Linked DNA regions of Homo sapiens: all the other regions are linked to region 2. A link is an interaction called in ENCODE POLR2A ChIA-PET data of the cell type or tissue named here. Cell type or tissue: OCI-LY7. All regions are shown on one strand.

The links. Peaks named below come from ENCODE experiments on the same cell type or tissue, not always from the same donor. Only the 100,000 strongest peaks of a DNase experiment are listed, where the experiment ranks them.
Region 1: POLR2A ChIA-PET joins it to region 2 with 7 read pairs; 3 of 35 experiments call an interaction of 5 or more read pairs at or near these places.
Region 3: POLR2A ChIA-PET joins it to region 2 with 5 read pairs; 2 of 35 experiments call an interaction of 5 or more read pairs at or near these places.

Annotation. Positions count from the first base shown.
Region 1 is chr3:23,433,104-23,437,103 of GRCh38, reverse strand. All of the region lies in intron 3 of UBE2E2 (ubiquitin conjugating enzyme E2 E2), which reads right to left. Among named protein-coding and RNA genes, the nearest start is that of UBE2E2, 230 kb to the right of the region's middle. In OCI-LY7, a CTCF peak has its summit at 1,586; a DNase peak (open chromatin) is centred at 1,613; H3K4me3 peaks cover 258 bases; H3K27ac peaks cover 1,124 bases.
Region 2 is chr3:23,661,397-23,665,396 of GRCh38, reverse strand. No RefSeq gene overlaps it. Among named protein-coding and RNA genes, the nearest start is that of UBE2E1, 140 kb to the left of the region's middle. In OCI-LY7, no CTCF peak of the experiment used is centred here; no DNase peak of the experiment used is centred here; H3K4me3 peaks cover 601 bases; H3K27ac peaks cover 1,130 bases.
Region 3 is chr3:23,836,700-23,840,699 of GRCh38, reverse strand. All of the region lies in intron 3 of UBE2E1 (ubiquitin conjugating enzyme E2 E1), which reads right to left. Among named protein-coding and RNA genes, the nearest start is that of UBE2E1-AS1, 32 kb to the right of the region's middle. In OCI-LY7, no CTCF peak of the experiment used is centred here; no DNase peak of the experiment used is centred here.

The DNA.
Region 1 (4,000 bases), 230 kb after region 2:
ACAAGAGATGAGCCTCCAGAAGCAGGCAGGGGCCAGCTCACGTATGGCCTGTGGGCCTGGGTTAGGAGTCTGGGTTCTATGTGTACTGATTTACCTTTACACTACACAACTCTTATGTCTTGTTCTCCACAGTGAGAGTGTCAATGGCAGAAACCAGCTATTATTTTTTAAATGTCTTGTAGCACCCAGCTCATAGTATTATGCAAAATACTCTGTGAAACATTCCCTAACTGTGATAAAAATGAGGTGGGTGTAACTGCATGCAGGAGTGGCTGAAATGGTCTAATGTCGGAGATACAAATGGAGAGACAGAGAGGCATTCCAGACCTGTGGTATGCCAGTTTCATGGCTGCAGAGGGGGAACTTAAGACGTTCTAATAAAAATAAGATGGAACATGGAAAAATAAGATTTTGTTTTGGGGAGGGAGTATAGTTTTTGTTTTTGTTTTTTGGGACAGCATCTTGCCCTGTCACCAAGGTTGGAGTGTAGCGGCTCAATCGCAGCTCACTGCAGCTTTGAGAATAGGAAAAAAAAAAAATCTTCTGTAAATCAAGATATAATTAGAACTTATACTCAGATTTTCCTTTAAAGGAAAACAAATCTTCAAATGTCTTCTAAATGAGAGCGCTCCAGTTTTCTATGAGAATACAACAGATGCTACAGTGTACGAATTCTGAAGAACGCAGGACTAAGAAATGCCCAGTGAAAGCAAAGTACTCAATTACTAACGAAATGTTAACATGTCATTCTGGCAAGAAGAAAAATATCATGGAACAGCAGAATGAACCTGGGCACTGGAGTCATGAAAGTTCACAATCAGAACTCTAGTTTAGCCACTGTGGTATAACACCTAAAATTAAGGTTCAATATCATGTGCCGCTTTGACACCTGGTAAAATCGGGAAGGCCTTGAATGATCTAACCCAGGGATCCCCAAACCCTGGGCCACAGACTGCTAACAGTCTGTAGCCTGTTAGGAACTGGGCCGCACAGCAGGAGGTGAGCGGCTGGGGAGCAAGCATTGTTGCCTGAGTTCCACCTCTGTCAGATCAGCAGTGGCATTAGATCCTCATAGCAGTGGGGATCCTATTGTGAACTGTGCGTGCGAGGTATCTAGACTGTGCGCTCCTTATGAGAATCTAACTAACGCTTGATGATCTGAGGCAGAAGAGTTTCATCCCCAAACCAGCCTGCCCCGCCCCTGCCGTGGAATAACTGTCTTCCACAAAACCAGACCTTGGTGCCAAAAAGGTTGGGGACCACCGACGTAACCCATACGTTCCCCTCTCCACTCTGCTCTCATGAATAAAGGCCCCTAGCGAAACCATCCACCTTACCAAAGGGGCCAGATGCAGTTCTTCCTTATCCTTGAATAGTAGGTTTCAGTTTCTTGTCAGCTTGAGGAATTATTCAAACAAGCCAATCACATCCTTCCATGGGAACCAGGGGATACCCCCACCCTCTTGATACTACAAAGCCTGCCTCCCATAGCTCCTAGTTGTTTACTCTGTTCCCAAGTGCAACTCCACGTGACCCCACTTGAGGCACAGGGTCCTCTTTGCCTTAGCTGTGAACATAGGTAACTAACTGCTGCTGAGCCCAACTGACGTGTTCAGCCATCCTCATAACCCTATGGCAGGAATCCTTCCCTTGTCAAAGGGGTGAGGAGGAAGTGACCAAAACCACCACTTACTGGCTGTGTGAATCAGACCTCACACCAAGTAACTTAACTTTTATCTCCAAGCTTTTTATTCTGTAAACTAGGATTAAGAATATTTACTCTGCAGGTTACGGTTAAGTATTATCTCTAGCAGTTATTATTGTGTGTTGTATCTAGCAGTGCAGTTTTAGACTCATGACTGATTCTACTAATAAAATCCTTATCCCATCACCTGTCCCTATCACCATAACTATTACTATTGATTTCAAGTGTGTAAGTTCAAATTATAGAGTTTGAAACAATAGGTGGGGACATAAATAACAGGCCAGATTTTATTTAAGAAGCAATCTGGCTTATTTACTAGACATCACTTAATTTCAGCCACTAAGAAAACAACTATAAGGAGAATTAACAAGAGTTTTGGGAAAATAAGTAGACATGAAACCAAGACTGCTTTCCAGATACTAAATACTTGGTTGAACTGTAATTTGATTCTGTGAATCTGGATATGCAAATGATGCAGCGATTTATGGCAATAAAGGTCTTTTTAATGAGCTAACATTCTGTGCGCAAATGCTTTATTTTTAAGCAAATGGAAAAAAATCACTTGCTTCAGATAAGAGACAAGGGGAAAATTGGAGCTAATAAAGCATTACACTGAGAGAATTTCCTTTTCTTCAGTTTTTCCTTCTCACATCTTAATTGTGCTACTTATTAAACACACCCCCAATCCAACTGTTTCCTGAACTCAGTAGTACATCTTTATGCCTTTCAATTTTTATGCAATTACCTAATTTATACAAGTTTGCATATTTGTACATTTACAGAGAGGAAAATTATAAAATATATAGTCTAATATACACATAATAAAATGAAAATTTATAACTATTTAAATAATGGAGGGAAGAAGACTTACACAATATAGTGAGAACTCCTTTGGACACACATAGGGTGATCATTTTGGGAGTATCTGTTTCGTACCAAGAATTTTTTGCCTTTAAATTTTGTCTAGTTAAGTAGAGCTAATGCACAATTGTGTCATTTGGGGGATGCAAACTTTATTCTCTTCAGAATTCTAGTTTGATACTGAAATATTACTGTCATAAAATTAGAGATAAATCACAATCCAGGTTATGTTAGTAAGCAATTGGATGTTACATTGAGATCTTTTTTTTGCTCTTTGGCTACCACATTCAATAAGTATTTAAGCACTAGTTTAAAGTGGATGATTGTTAATGTACAACAAAATTGCACAGTAATAAAGCCTGTAATAAAAATAAGCGGAACACCCACAGCTCATACAGTGTAGTTAAGTGTATTAGCTGGTCTCAAAAGCATTAACTTTTACTCAAATAGCAGCAGTATTCTGCACAACCTATTAGCTTCAGACAGTGCATATTAGCTGCAGACTACCAGAAATTTTTATATTTGTATGTTCAAATAAAATGGGTTTCACTATATTATAAATAGTTCCATATAATATTGAGGATTTATTTTAAATGTAAATGAGAAAAAAGGGGAATCTTTTTTCCCTTACAAACGAGGTAACTTAAAAATTTACCATTCTTAGTCTACATGTATTCCCGTATTTTACATCTTGTGAAAAAGCAAGACATGATATACTTCTATTAGTTAGCTTTTCTTGGAAGTTGTAAATTTATAAAAAGAGATCACTGATGGGCCAGCCCTTCATTTACTCTCATTCTGTTAAATTTGTCTTTCTCTTAGGCCATAGCTTGGGAATGTTAAATCCAAAATTTGGCTCAGTGTTTTTAAAACTTAAAAAAAAAAAGTCATAAAGACAAGCTGTTTTCTTGATCCTTTAATGCATTTTCAACGTTTAAATATCACATATTCTGGTTAATCATAGCCAATAAGATATCATCAGATCATATAAATCTGCGTCAATGTACTTAGTTTCAAAAAATTAAAAACAACCAATTCATAGTGCCAACCATGCTCAAAAATCATTAACATTCACTGTTGACATCAGTCCAAAGCATTCACCTGCATTAAAACACTTCATTAAAACACTCAAGAACTCTATCACTATTTATCTAGAAGCACGCATAAAACAAAATTCAGTTTTACATACAATAGGATTTAATCAGCTGTTTTTCAGCTTTTTTTTAATGGAGTCAACTTATAATTTTTTATTATTATGAAGTTATTCTAATTCTTTATAGAGGAGCACAATAATGATATAGCAAAATTCACTTGGGAGAAAAGATATGAGTATAAGATTTTGGTCCACCACAGTATCCTAGGTGCCTGAAACAGTGCCTGGCATACAGAAACTGACATTCAATAATTATTTTCTGTATGAATAAACAACTGGGT
Region 2 (4,000 bases):
ACCCTACCTGCATCAGAATCCCCTTGGAAGTTTTAAAACTACTGGGTCCCACCCCTAGAGATTCTGATTGAAATGGAGCGCCACATTAGGATTTCTATAAATTTCCCAAGTGATTTTAACATACAACAGGGTTTAAGAACCACTGGCGGCTGGGCGAGGTGGCTCACGCCTGTAATCCCTGCATTTTGGAAGGCCGAGGCAGGCGGATCACTTGAGGTCAGGAGTTCAAGACCAGCCTGGCCAACATGGTGAAACCCCATCTCTACTAACAATACGAAAATTAGCCGGGTGCCTGTAATCCCAGCTACTTAGGAGGCGAGGCAGGAGAATCGTTTGAATGCAGGAGGCAGAGGTTGCAGTGAGCCAACATAGTGCCACTACACTCCAGCCTGGGTGACAGAGCTAGACTCTGTCTCAAAAAAAAAAAAAAAAAAAAAAAAAAAAAACAACAAAAACAAAAGAATCACTGGCGTAGGTATGACCAGCTCAACCCTTGTTCCACACTCCCTGAAATTTTGTCAGAAATTCCAAAGACTTCCATGAGATTTCTGCTCTGACTCTGTCTTGGACAGCAACTTTCTCTTGGAATATAATGTTTTGATTAGCATTATTGAATAGAAATGTAATGTGAGCCACATATATAATATTTTCACATATCTACTTGGTGGAAGGAGACTGACCTGGGGAACTGCTGTGTGACAGGCTCTGTGCTGGCCCCACAATCAACCCTGCAATCAGTAGCATCATCTCCACTTTACAGATGACTAAGTGGAGGGTCATAAAAGCTGACTATCATGCCCCAAACCATACAGCTAGTAAGAGGAAGAGCTTGCATTAGAATTTAGATTTACTGAATTTAAAATCCCGAAGTCAGATCCATCCTCAGGAGAGGAAATCCACTGGGGAAAAAGGTCAGAACCAGCCATAAGGGAGCTCTTACAGAGTAGGAAGATGTTGGGTTTGGAGAGGAGATCTCAGAAGAGATCCATGAGTGCCATCTTCCAATACCTGAAGGCTCACCGGTGGTTAGACTGGCTCTGTGTCATTCCAAGGGGTAGCAGTAGAGTCAATAGGTAGAAGTTGTAAGGAGAAATATTTCCACGGAGACTGAGGACACATTTTGTCAACAGTCAGAGCTGCCCAAATTCGGATACTTTGGAAGATAGTGAGGACCAGGTGCTGCAGAAGACCAAGCAAAGGCTTTTGATACTTGGCCTGTTCCCCAAAGGCTGCAGCACTGTTCTGTGGAGTGGCTACATCAATTCGCCTGGGTGTTATTCAAAATAAGCAGGTCCATCCCAGGCCTACTATATCAGAATCTCACGGAAGTGAGGCCCAATGACTTTTATTTTGAACAAGTGTTTGCAGTTATTGTGATGTTGTGATGTGCAGCCAGGATTCAGAGCCACTGCTGCACAGAGGACGACATTTAAGCATCCGTTGGATGGTTGGACTATATGACTTTTCAAATCTCTTCCAGTGTTGAAATTCTATTATACCATGTTCGCTAAAGCTTGCCAACCAAATTATGGTGAGTGAACTTGGCAAGATTAATCATTTCCTTATTTGGCCTGTTTACTACTTAATGGGCAGCAGTGGGGGTAGAGTTCTTTGGCTAAAAAAGCAAAACTGCTAGTTGCCCACATTAGTTGAGATGCATTAGATTTTAACTCTTTTTTTTTTTTTTTCCTTTGGTAAGACAGGAATTCAGGGGAAGGGGCAAGGTAAAACAAGAAATATTTTCTCATATTTTCTTGCTAATAGAAATGTCAAATTTTTGCACTCATTGCCAGGAACCATGGAGTTCCAAGCTCTTTTATAAAAGGCAGTTAGGAACTTTGAGTTGGTCTACTATAGATAAGGATAGCAAAGGGCTGCAAAACTTGGCCTGTGGGATGAGACCATGTTAACAGTTTCCAAGGAAGCAGCTTTTACAAGCTTTATTCATAACACACCATTGACGAAAAGAAACAAGTGCCAAGCCCCATCAAGTTGAGGTATTGTTGAGAACACAGCTGGGTCACAGACGGAGTTGGAAAATGCAACCAGAGGAACACCAAGAGCAGCAAACTGAGAATGAGTTTTTGCTTTTCAGTCTCATCACTGAAAAGACACCCACGGCCCTCAGTCCAAATAGAAAGGAATCCTTGAGGACTGAAGCTGGGGTCACAGAACATCTGAATCACCAGATCCAGGTGCTGCACGCTCTTGGTCAGAGTGAGGACTGTACAAAAAGAAAAACAGGATCCCCTCTCCGAAAAGCAAATGAAGTGGTCATTTCTTTGCCCAGAACAATGCAGAAAAGTTCATCATTTTGCTGCCTTTTTTATGGAAAGATAGCCTGAAGGACAGGTACTGAACTAAAAAAAATTAGCTAAGGAGGCCAACAAGAATCCAGGTAAAAAGAAAATGTGGTAATAAATGCCTTAACTCCATTAAGTTTGAGCCAATAGCTGCTCAGTCAGGAAAAGCCATAAATGTAGAGGAGGCTGTTATTGGTTTCAGGTTCTCTATTTCTCCCTGAAGGGCATTATTTTGTTCTTTGCTTCACTCAGCTATTAAACATGGTCTTTTGAGAACAATATCTGGATTTAAGACACGTGGAATCTATTTTTTTTTCCCCTAAAACTTCCATCAAGTCATTTGTCCCCACTCTTTCTAGTTGGTCATATTTCTGGCACGGCTATAACAACCGTTTTATCATTTCTTATGGGATAATCCGATTCCAGTTCTCATGGCTCCTTCCGGTTCTACATTCGGGTTGTCTCTTTCTCTATAAGCGAGTGGGCTGCCATCATTTCAGATCTGTGCCTGTGGTTTGTGTGCCTCGACAAGCCATTGTCATGTGGACACAGCTCAGAAAAGTGTCTACATCTGGAAAGAATGGGGAACAGCTCATCTATGTACTCGGTAATAAACGCTCCCGAATATTCCCATACTAGGATTTCTACTGGGAATTCAAAGAAAGTCAGTGTGGTCTGACTTTTGTTTTTGTTTAAGGAAGTGGTTTTCAAAGTGAGGTCTCTGGTGGCTGTGAGCTAATTAAAAAATGCAACTCCTTCACCGACTTCCATTTTTATGTACCACTCAGGTCTTCTTACTAGGAATTTATAAACAAAATTAGCACCATACTTGAGGATGCACAGAACTCTATTTTGTCCTCTCCTAAGAGGTCCGGCTGTGAAAACACTTGGCATCACGACTTTGACTTACTTTTTTTCCTAATAAACAGATTTCATGACCTAGTATGCATCGTGGTTAACCACAGCTACAGCTAAATAAAACATCTACATGTAAACAACCTCTTCTTGTTACTATCTAGTTGCTCTTCCATGGAAGGTTGAAATGGGTGGACCATTACAGTCTTTTGTCTCAACTGAATGGTGTGGAACCATAAAAGTTTGTGAGGACTAGTCTAAAACAATGGGATGTACCAGAAATGGAACAAGCTTTTGGAGTCAGACCAACCTAGGGTCAAGCCTCCATGCACGGATTTCAGTCGGCAGGTTGAAATCCAGCCTACACTCTGCCAGTCAAGCCTCTGTAGAGCTTGGTTTCATTCAACATTTACTTCCCTAGGAGTAAGGGGGAAGGAGTAGGAGCTGACTTTGTAATCTAATGTACATGAAGGTGTATAGACCAGCTGCGGCCCTGAAAATACACCTTCATAGCAGTGTGACTTTGGGAAAATGCTTATTGTCTCTGTAGCCCAGTCTCCTTGTCTGAAATTGTAGGCTAATCATTTCTCCTTTGCAGGACTGTTGTTGAGGTAATTAGATGATGTATGTAAACTGCCTGGTGCACTGTAACAGATGTCAGCAAACCTGAGCTCTGCTGAGGGCCACCATCTACTCCCAGCCCTAAACTCAAATGAGTTGGGGTGAAGTGACTTCTCCTAGACGAGAAGCATCAGTATCCCAGATGAGATGTTCTGTCCAGCCAAACATTCTTTAGTTTTTGTGGCAGAGATGTCAAAGTCTTTGGGGGATAGACAGACTTA
Region 3 (4,000 bases), 180 kb before region 2:
GCCAGGGAAAGAATCACCAGAGAACAGAGAGAACACTCCCCAGAGCTCGCACAGGGCTGAGAATAGTTTGCATTGCCATTAGTCAGAAAGAAAAAGACCCTGGTAACTTATGGGCCATCCAGCAGAATACTCAGAATGGTGATGCCTCAGTGAATGGTAAAAATTAGCCTTAATAGCTGTTCTGGTCACTCTCAAAAGCAGGCTTCAAAAGGAGGCCTTAAAAGCTTAAAAGCAGGCCTCAAAAGGATCAGACTAAGTTCCAACTTAACTGCACCTTACGACAAAGCTCAAGAATATTTTTAAGAATACAAAAAGGCAGCACTCAAAAAGGCAAAATTCACAATGTTTGGTATCCAACAAAAAATTATCACGCATGTGCAGGGGCTTGAAAATATAAGGTAAAAAACCAATCAATAGAAACTGATCCAGAAATGACCCAGATAATGAAATTAGTGGACAAAAAGACAGTAAACGCTTGTTATAACTGTAATCATAAATTTAAAATGATAAATACCTGACCATGGTAAGTGGACTCATAGAAATTATAAAAAGATCCAAATCAAACTTCCAGATATGAAGAAATACAACAACTGAGATTAAACATATACTGAAATTAACAGCATGTTAGACTATGCAAAGGAAAAATAAGAAACTTGAAGTCAGCCATAAAAATTATTCAAATGAAACACAGAAAACAAACTTTCTTTCCAAATATGATGAAACTATAAGCTCATAGAGCCAAGAAACTGAACAAACACCAAGCACAAGAAATACAAAAAATAAAAAAACTACATCAAAAGGTATATCATAATCTAACTGTGTAAAACCAGTGATAAAGAGTAATTCTTAAAAGTAGCCAGACAAAAAGATGACACATTATATGGAGAAACAAACTAAGGATTACAGAGTTCTCACTGGAAACAATGCAAGTCAGAAGACAGTTACATAGCATCTTTAAGTAAAAAACAAAACTGTCAGCCTAAAATCCTATATCCAACAGGAACATTTCCAAAAAAAAAGACAAAGATTTTTTTCAGACATAATAAAACAAAGAATTTGTCACCAGCAGACCTGACTGCAAGAAATGTTAAAGGAAGTCTCTCAGGCAGAAGGAGATGTCAGTGAGTGAATATCTGAAACTATACAAAGAAAAAAAGAACACCAGAAATGGTAATAAATGTGTGGAAAATATAAAATTTTAAATTATTATTATTATTATTATTATTTTCTTTTTTTGAGACAGACTCTCTCTCTGTTGCCAAGGCTGGAGTACAGTGGAGTGATCTTGGCTCACTGCAACCTCTGCCTCTTGGGTTCAAGTGATTCTCCTACCTCAGCCTCCCAAGTAGCTGAGACTACATGCGCATGTCACCATGCCCGGCTAATTTTTTTGTATTTTTAGTAGAGACAGGGTTTCACCGTGTTAGCCAGGATGGTCTCGATCTCCTGACCTCGTGATCCACCCGCCTCAGCCTCCCAAAGTGCTGGGATTACAGGCATGAGCCACCGCACCCGGCTAAATTATTTTTTAAATCTCTTAAAAGATAATGTTTAAAGCAAAAATAGTAACAATATATTTTGGGGTTTATAACATGCAGAATAAAATATATGACAATAACAGCACTAATGCTGGGAGAGGGATTGTTGAGGGGTCGCTGTGGGTGAAGGGGTATAATTATCACGTGAACGTAGTCTGTGATAAGCTAAAGATGTATTCTATAAAGATGTATTCTAAAGCAACCACTAAAAAACAAACAAAAAAAGTTATAGCTGGTAATACAGAAGAGAAATTAATTAATATAGTATCATTAAAAAAAAAAAAACTCAACCCAAAAGCAAGCATGAAAAAAGGAAATACAAATAGGATAAATTGAAAATTAATTTAAATCTAATTATATCAGGCCTGGCACGGTAGTGGCTCACACCTGTAATCCCGGCACTCTGGGAGGCCGAGGCAGGCAGATCCCTTCAGCTCAGGAGTTTGCGAACAGCCTGGCCAACATGGTGAAACTCCATTTCTACTAAAAATACAAAATTTAGCCAGGAGTGCTGGTGCATGCCTGTAATCCCAGCTACTTAGGAGGCTGAGGCAGGAGAAATCTCCTGAACCCTGCAGGGCGGAGGTTGCAGTGAGCTGAGATCAGGCCACTGCACTCCGGCCTGGGTGACAGGGTAAGACTCCATCTCAAAAAATAAAAATAAATAAATAAATCCAATCATGTCAACAATAACATTAAATGTTAATGGTCTAACCATTCCAATTTAAAAGCAAAGATTGTCAGATTGGAAAAACAAGCAAGTCCCAATTATATGCTGTTTAAAAGAAACCGCTAGTCCAGGCATGGTGGTTCATGCCTGTAATCCCAGCACTTTGGAAGGCCTAGGAGGGAGGATCACTTGAGCCCAGAAGTTCAAGACTAGCTTGGGCAACATGGCGAAACATTTTCTACCAAGAAGTTCAAAAATTAACCAGGTGTGGTGGCTCACGTTTATAGTCCCAGCTACTTAGGAGGCTGAGGTAGGAGGATTACTTGAGCCCGGGAGGCTGAGACTGCAGTAGGCTGTAATTGTGCCACTGCACTATAGCCTGGGCAACAGAACAAGACCTTGTCTCAAAAAAAAATAAAATAAATAATAAAAATAAAGAAAATAAACCCCTATTATATATTTTTAAAGTCCTGTACCAGCTATCACTTATTAGATACTAACCAATGAAAAGAACTTCTTTGCAGAGCCTTAAAAGTATCAACCTGTTTTAATAAGCAATGCAGATTAGTGGACAAGCAGAAAGAAAAGGGAAATTCCCAACAGCATGGTCAAGATTTCTAATTCTCAGTTCTCCATATTACCTGTCTACCTTCTATTGAAAGTTTGTAGTATTTAATTTTCCACATGCCAAAAGTTCCTCAAAAGATTGAAGGTGGTAAAAACGCTGCTTCTCAAACAAAACTTTCTTACTCAAACCAGGTGTAGGCTAGTCCTCTAAAAAACAAAACACCAAAACCAATCAGCCAACCAAAGAAAAACTATCTCCAACGCTTTATAAAATGCAGCAAGGAGCTAGTAATTTTTAAAACATATCACATAATATATCACAAATCCTCTGAATTTCAAATTGGAATCAGCCAATGGCTAAAAATAAAAACACATAGCAAGTTGGACTGGGATGGTGCAGGCAACAGTCCCAAAATTCAGTCCCTCCTCTCTGCAGAAGAAAGCAAATGTATCACTAAATAGCTTACAGTTAACACATTACTATCTTTTTGAGACACCAGTATCCTGGGGATACTTACAGTTTTGAGAGCTTCTCAAGTATTAGTGCTGGGTTTGGAACACACTCCCTGGCTCAGGTCCTAAATCTAAACAGAGCACTCAGACTCCTGTATTTTAATTCTGGCTCCCAAACTTTCTAGCTTTATGATCACAGGCAAGTTACTTAACTTTTTTATGTTTCAACTTCCTCACCTGTATAACTGAGGTGAAAATAATAGTATAACTTTTTTGTTAGTGTTAGTGCTTACTGTGAGCCAGGCACTGTTCCAAGTGCTTTATATACATTTCTAAATCCTAAAAACTCTATGAGGTAGGCATTATTATCCCTATCTTACAGATAAGGAAACAGAGTAGAGATTTATGTTCCTTCCCCAAATTACATAGCTATTATGTGAGAGCTAGGATTTTAACTCAGTCTGGCTCCAGAACCTGCCATGTTACTCAATATGCCAAACAAGTTAACAAGCCACAGATTTCCCAAATTGCCCATCTTTTCATGATAGACCATAAACTACTTAACAAGAGCTTTATCTTCTTCATCATGAGTGATGCCACCATCTAGCACAAAGAGAACATAAACTAGATCAATCATAGTGTGCAGAATGAATAGATTCCTGGGCATGATTCTGTCTGTCATATGTCATTTACTTTCACATGCCCCTGAGGGACACGGTAGAGAGTGTACAATGGTTAAGAATCAGAAGACCCATGTTCTATCCCAACCATA